Regions from separate parts of the Homo sapiens genome. Here region 2 is linked to region 1. Evidence: chromatin loops called from intact Hi-C (ENCODE). Cell type or tissue: K562. All regions are shown on one strand. Links, peaks and the distances in the headings refer to the core of each region. The heading gives the core; the rest is flanking DNA.

Region 1 (2,920 bases), core at 137-2,636:
CTGAGGCGGGCATATCACCTGAGGTCAGGAGTTCGAGACCAGCCGGACCAACATGGTGAAACTGTGTCTCTACTAAAAACACAAATTAGCCGGGCATGGTGGTGGGTGCCTGTAATCCCAGCTATTCAGTAGGCTGAGGCAGGAGAATCACTTGAACCTGGAAGGCAGCGGTTGCAGTGAGCTGAGATTGTGCCACTGTATTCTAGCCTGGGCGACAGAGTGAGACTCTGTTTCAAAAAAAAAAAAAAAAGAAAAAAGAAAATTAGTATTTTCCAATCCTGAAAGTTTCTAAAAATTTATCTTTCAGCAATTTCACATTTTATTGGTTAAATGGCAAAGAAGCCAGAACATGTGACAATTCAGTAGTATTTATTGTTCATAGAAACAAATGTTCTGTTTTAACAGATTTATCAGCTACCTGGAAGAAGTATCTAGTAACAGGGAAAGAAAACTCCGCAGGAGTTTCAGAAACCCTTCCTCCTTTAGCAACCATCATACTAAACATCATGCCACCAAAGTACATTTATTTAGCTTATGACAGAAATCGTGGGGGCAGATGATGAAAACAGTTAAGAATTGTTGACATCTGTCAATAAGGGGTCTTCTTCAGGACTCTATAATAACCTGACTGCACTGGGTCGTTCTACGGTTTTGGGTAATAATGGAATGGACCCCAGGATGTAGCTGGGACCTTCCATCTGGGATCCTTGAAGTCAGCTACAGGCCCATGTCGAGGTCGCCAGCAGCTGAGGCAGAGACAGAGAGAAAGAGAGAGAAAAAGAGACAGAGAGAAAGAGAGAGAGAGAAAGAGAGAGAGAAAGAGAAAGAGACAGAGAGAGAAAGAGAAAGAAGAGAGAGAAAGAGAAAAAAGGAGACAGAGAAAGAGAGAGAGATTTTGGAAGGGATATATTATTTTATATACAAATACAAAAGTGTTGATGTAGTCGTCGTAGGAAATATCAGATTTTTTGAACTCTTCTACATTTATTTATGGTTTTATTCTATTTTTATTTTGAATGACGTGGGTAGGGGATAGGAGGCAGCAATTTGCCCTCTAGATGAATCCTCATGGCTTTGCCCCACAAACTGATTATTGCTGATTTTATAGGGGCCACTCATTACAATGTAAGAGGGGCTATTTCCTTCTATTTTACTGTGCCTAATAGAGAGCGGTTCAAAAAGGCATGAGACTAAGCCAGCAACAAAATGCAATTCCTGAGACCTATATTTGGCAATAGTGAAAAGTCAACAAATGGGTAAAACCTACCCAATGGGTCTGTCCTGTTTCCACAGGGTAACCAGGGCAAACGTGAGACTGTACAGTTTACAACAAGATTGCAGGCTTCTCTTTTGGAATCACCACATCTTGGGTCTCCATTACCTTGAGTACTTTCTTGGTCTTTTTGAGCCTTCCCTGCTTATGTGCACACGTGATTGTTGTTAATGCTGCAACGCTGCCTCTTCTGGTAGTCTGGGATGTGTCAGATAACACCACCGATTTCTTTAATACAGTCCAGAGATGAGCCAATTTGGAAAATAATGAGCTAAATTGTAAGATGTAGTCATATCCCTTCTTAATTCTCTTAGATTTGATTTATTAATCCTTTTTGCATGCAGTATTTATGGGCTGATGAGGACCAGCTGGGCCAGCAGCTTCTCAGCCACAGGTTTCTCAGGCCCTGTGAATGAAGAAAATGGGCAACTGAGCAGTACTACACCCACCCTTGTGCTTGGAGCTCTCTCTGAGAGTTTAAAATCTGCTTACAGTTTCCATATTCTTACATGATGTTTGTTGGGACTCAGAAAATGATATCTTAAAGGCCTCAGAAGTAAAAGTTTTTCTCTGACCTTTTCCTGACCTCCTGTTTCTGGCTCCTCACTTTCCCCTAAGGCCAGCCATGGAAAGTAGAATTCCTCTTCCCCAAGGGGGGTCATAGAAACCAGAACTCCTTTTCCCCCAAAACCAGCCATAAGACCAAAAAATATTACTCTAATTCCGCCTCCCACCTTTTTGTATAAAAACTGGCCATAAAGAAATTATTTCGGCCAGATGCAGTGGCTCACGCCTATAATCCCAGCACTTCGGGAGGCCAAGGCGGGAGAATGGCTTGAAGTCAGGAGTTCAAGTCCAGCCTGGGTAACATAGTGACATTCTGTTCTTAAAAAAAACCAAATAAAAATTAGCAGGAGACTGAGGCAGGATGATTGTCTGAGCCCAGGCATTCGAGGTTGCCGTGAGCTACGTGCTTGTGCCATTGCACTCCAGCCTGGGCAACACAGCAAGATCCTGTCTCAAAAAAAAAAAAAAAAAAAAAAAAAAGAAAGAGAAAGAAATGATCTGACTTACCTTGTTTGACTGTAGGTTATAAAAACTCTATTCCAGAGAGGGTCCTGCCCATACCCAGAAGGCAGAAATCCTGGACAGAGGCCAAGAAGAACCTGAAAAGAGGTTTTGCTGGGTTTCCCCACTGAGTCTATTACCATTAGCTCATATCCTTTTTGCCCAATCATATTTCTACACATCTGTCCATGCTTTGTGGAACCTAAGCATAAAAGCAAACAGTTTCCCCTGTGTCTCTGGGTTTTCATTCTGAAGGCTCCCATGTCACATAAAACCATGATAAATAAATTCTATGCCTTTTCTCTGATTAATCTGATTTTTGTCAGTGATTTTCAGGGAAGTCTTCCCCTTTGCCCCTGTGTGTTTCATTCTAGGCTTTGCAGAGGTTGGAGCACTTCTATTTCCTGGGCCCAGTGCCATAGCTGTTAGTAATCGATTCTCTTTAGAACTGGAATTGTCAGGTTGTTTCAGGACTCTGGTTTGCTTGATTTCCTTCCTAGGACACTTGAGAGTTTTGATACAGAGGCTTCCTTTTCTCCAGTTTTCAGAAATAGAGAAGACCTTTCCAAGGAAACAGGG
Region 2 (2,920 bases), core at 151-2,650, 55 kb after region 1:
CCAGTGACTGCAACAACTGTGGCTTTGAATCTTTGGAACCAATCAATTCTGTTTCTAATCAGCATATGTAAATCTCTTTTTGCTAATTAAAGCTCCCTTTACTCTTCCCTCATCAAATGCACTGGTGGCTTGCCATTTCATGTGTTATGGATTATAACCCTTATTTCTACTCCTGAGAAAACCCCACATATTTAAAGATAATTTTCTCTAGTGTCTTTTGTGAGGTTGATACCTCTTACGGTTTTTATTTAACAAGGGTAAGATAGTTAAATGATTTTTTAAAATACTAGAAATAAACATGAAATAATTCCATATAATTTGATTATCTCAGTGGATCCTGACTTTCTTAGTCCATCTATGACAAAATTAGAAGCAGCAAAAGAAAAGACCAATAAGTTTAACTACGTAAAATATTTAGATTTCTGCATAGCAAAGAATTACCACAGAGATATTCAAAATACAAATAATTTTTTTTTTTTGAGACAGAGTCTTACTCTGTTGCCCAGGCTGCAGTGCAGTGGCGTGATCTTGGCTCACTGTAACCTCCACCTCTCAGGTTCAAGCGATCCTCCTGCCTCAGCCTCCCTAGTAGCTGGGACTACAGGTGTGTGCCACCATGCTGGGCTAATTTTTGTATATTTAGTAGAGACAGGGTTTCACCATGTTGGCCAAGCTGGTCTCCATCTCCTGACCTCAGGTGAACCACCCACCTTGGCCTCCCACAATGCTGGGATTACAGGTGTGAGCCACCATGCCTGGCACAAAATACAAATAAAAATCTAAGGAATATATTTTATACACATTATCAACTAAAGAATGATAAGGTTCATAAATTTGGAAAGGAGAGCTTCATTTCTCCTAAAGGTTTGCAGCTTGCAGTGTGGCCATTCTGACAGGCTGGGAAGCGTAGCCTCCGGTCAGAAGCCAGTAACAGGCACTTCATGGGAGGGGTAACAGGAATAGGAATTTATGCTGAGTGAGGTGGCTGGATATACATAATTAATAAGCTATCAGAGGAGTCATAAATATTTATTAAAGGAGAAACATGCACATGTGCAACTGAGCTTCGTGCCTCCTCATGGATCTGAGGGTGGGGTTTCTGGCCCTCTGACTTCAACAGGTGAAGTAGAGGACATGAAGGCCCTTTGTGTGCAGCCCCTGTAGACTGGCCAGAATCACTCCTTGGTCAGTGGTATCTTATCAGGAGAGAATGCTGGTCAGTTGTGTTGAGACCGCAAAAAGGGAGAGGCAGCATCAGGCAGTTGATTGATATCAGTTGCGGAGCCAGTCTTTCAAAAGGGCTGGTTTCTGTTTAACACTTAGGGAAGAAGCCTAATGGTGGTTGGCGAGGGAGAGAGTAGAATGAGTTGTTCTGATCTCCCACCCCATCATGGCTGGGAACTCGGTTTTCAAGGTTTCTCTGGTGTCCCAATGGCCAAGAGGGATCCATTCAGTTGGTTGAGGGGCTTAGGATTTTATTTTTATTTCTCCACCCTCTCACATGTACACACACATAAACTCATATGTATAGGAGACAGAGCTAATTTACTGAATATATTTTTAAAAGTTTTGCAATTCAATAAGAAAAGGACCTACAACGCAACAGGAAAAAGAACAGGGCAAAGAACAACTAGAGACAGAGAGATGATTTATAAGCATAAGGAGAAAATGGCCAGTCACATGAATAATTAAATAAATGCTAATTAAAACTTACCAGCAGGATAATATTTTTCACGTATTAGATTGTCAAAGATCACAGTTTTTATAATAAGCACTTTAGGCAAGGCCGCAGGGGAAGAGGCACTCTTAAACACAGTTGGGAGAGGTATAAGTTAGTGCAAGCTCTTTGGAAGGAAAATCGGCAATATTGACAAAAATTTAAATTTCAAATACATGTTGACCTAACGCTTTCTTTTTATGGAATTATTCTAAGAGATTTATGTACAAGGATGTTCATGCAGCAATGTTTGTTTCATAGAAATTGGAAATCACCTAAATGATTTTCAATATTGAGTTGGCTAAATAAATTATGCACTCCTCCTCCCCTCATAAGGAAATACTGCAGGATGTAGACATATACTTTGTGACAGGACATCTGCACAGGGATAGTCATGGAAGCATGTTTGTAAGTAGCAAGAGATGGAGGGACAACCCCAGTGTCCTTCAATGGGGGTCTGGTTAATTGGACTGTGGAATGAATTCGCAGTAATGGGGAGCAGCTGCCAAGATATGGTGCTGGAGGCAGATGATGGCAGGTATACGATGCAATGCTATTTGTGTGGCAAACACGGAGACATGTATATGTCTGCATGTTCTTTGACCACTCTCTTGGTCCACTTGGGAGGCTATAACAAAATACCAGAAACTAAGTGGCTTATAAACAACAGAAATTTATTTCTCAGAATTCTGGAGGTCACGAAGTCCAAGATCAAGGGGCCAACAGATCTGATGTCGGGTGATGGCCTGTTTCCTGCTTCATAGATGCCACCTTGACACTGGGTCCTCATATGGTCGAAGTGGCTAGCTAGCACTTTTGGGTCCCTTTTATAAGGGCACTAATCTCAATCATGAGAGGTCCACCCTCATGACCTAATCATTTCTCAAAGGGCCCATTTCCCAACACTATCATTACTTAGGGCTTTGGTTAGAATTTCAACATATGAATTTTGGGGGCATACATGCATTCAGATGATAGCAACCACGTTGGAGGGAAATCACAGGAAGAGGGTGACTGTGCCTGTCTCAGGAGAGAGGGCTACAGAACAGGGTAGAAGATCTGCTTTTCATTGTGTACTTATTTGTTCCTTTTAAATTTAGTGACGTATAATATGCATTACCTATTCAAAATAATGTATTAATTAATTTGTTAAAAAAAAAAAAAAAAAGCAAGGTGGCCGGACACTGTGGCTCACACCTGTAA

Evidence for each region. Hi-C counts contacts between places; a loop is a spot of excess contacts. Peaks named below come from ENCODE experiments on the same cell type or tissue, not always from the same donor. Only the 100,000 strongest peaks of a DNase experiment are listed, where the experiment ranks them.
Region 2: it touches region 1 in a loop (2.2-fold over the local background); 2 of 110 quality-filtered maps call a loop at or near these places.

What each region holds. Positions count from the first base shown.
Region 1 is chr6:106,882,639-106,885,558 of GRCh38, reverse strand. It overlaps LOC105377928 (a long non-coding RNA gene), which reads right to left. Exons shown (of 3, transcript XR_942842.3): 2 at 2,348-2,902; 3 at 1,601-1,679. Among named protein-coding and RNA genes, the nearest start is that of CD24, 91 kb to the left of the region's middle. In K562, for the core only: a CTCF peak has its summit at 1,465; a DNase peak (open chromatin) is centred at 1,468.
Region 2 is chr6:106,827,929-106,830,848 of GRCh38, reverse strand. No RefSeq gene overlaps it. Among named protein-coding and RNA genes, the nearest start is that of LINC02532, 42 kb to the right of the region's middle. In K562, for the core only: no CTCF peak of the experiment used is centred there; a DNase peak (open chromatin) is centred at 1,238; H3K4me3 peaks cover 188 bases.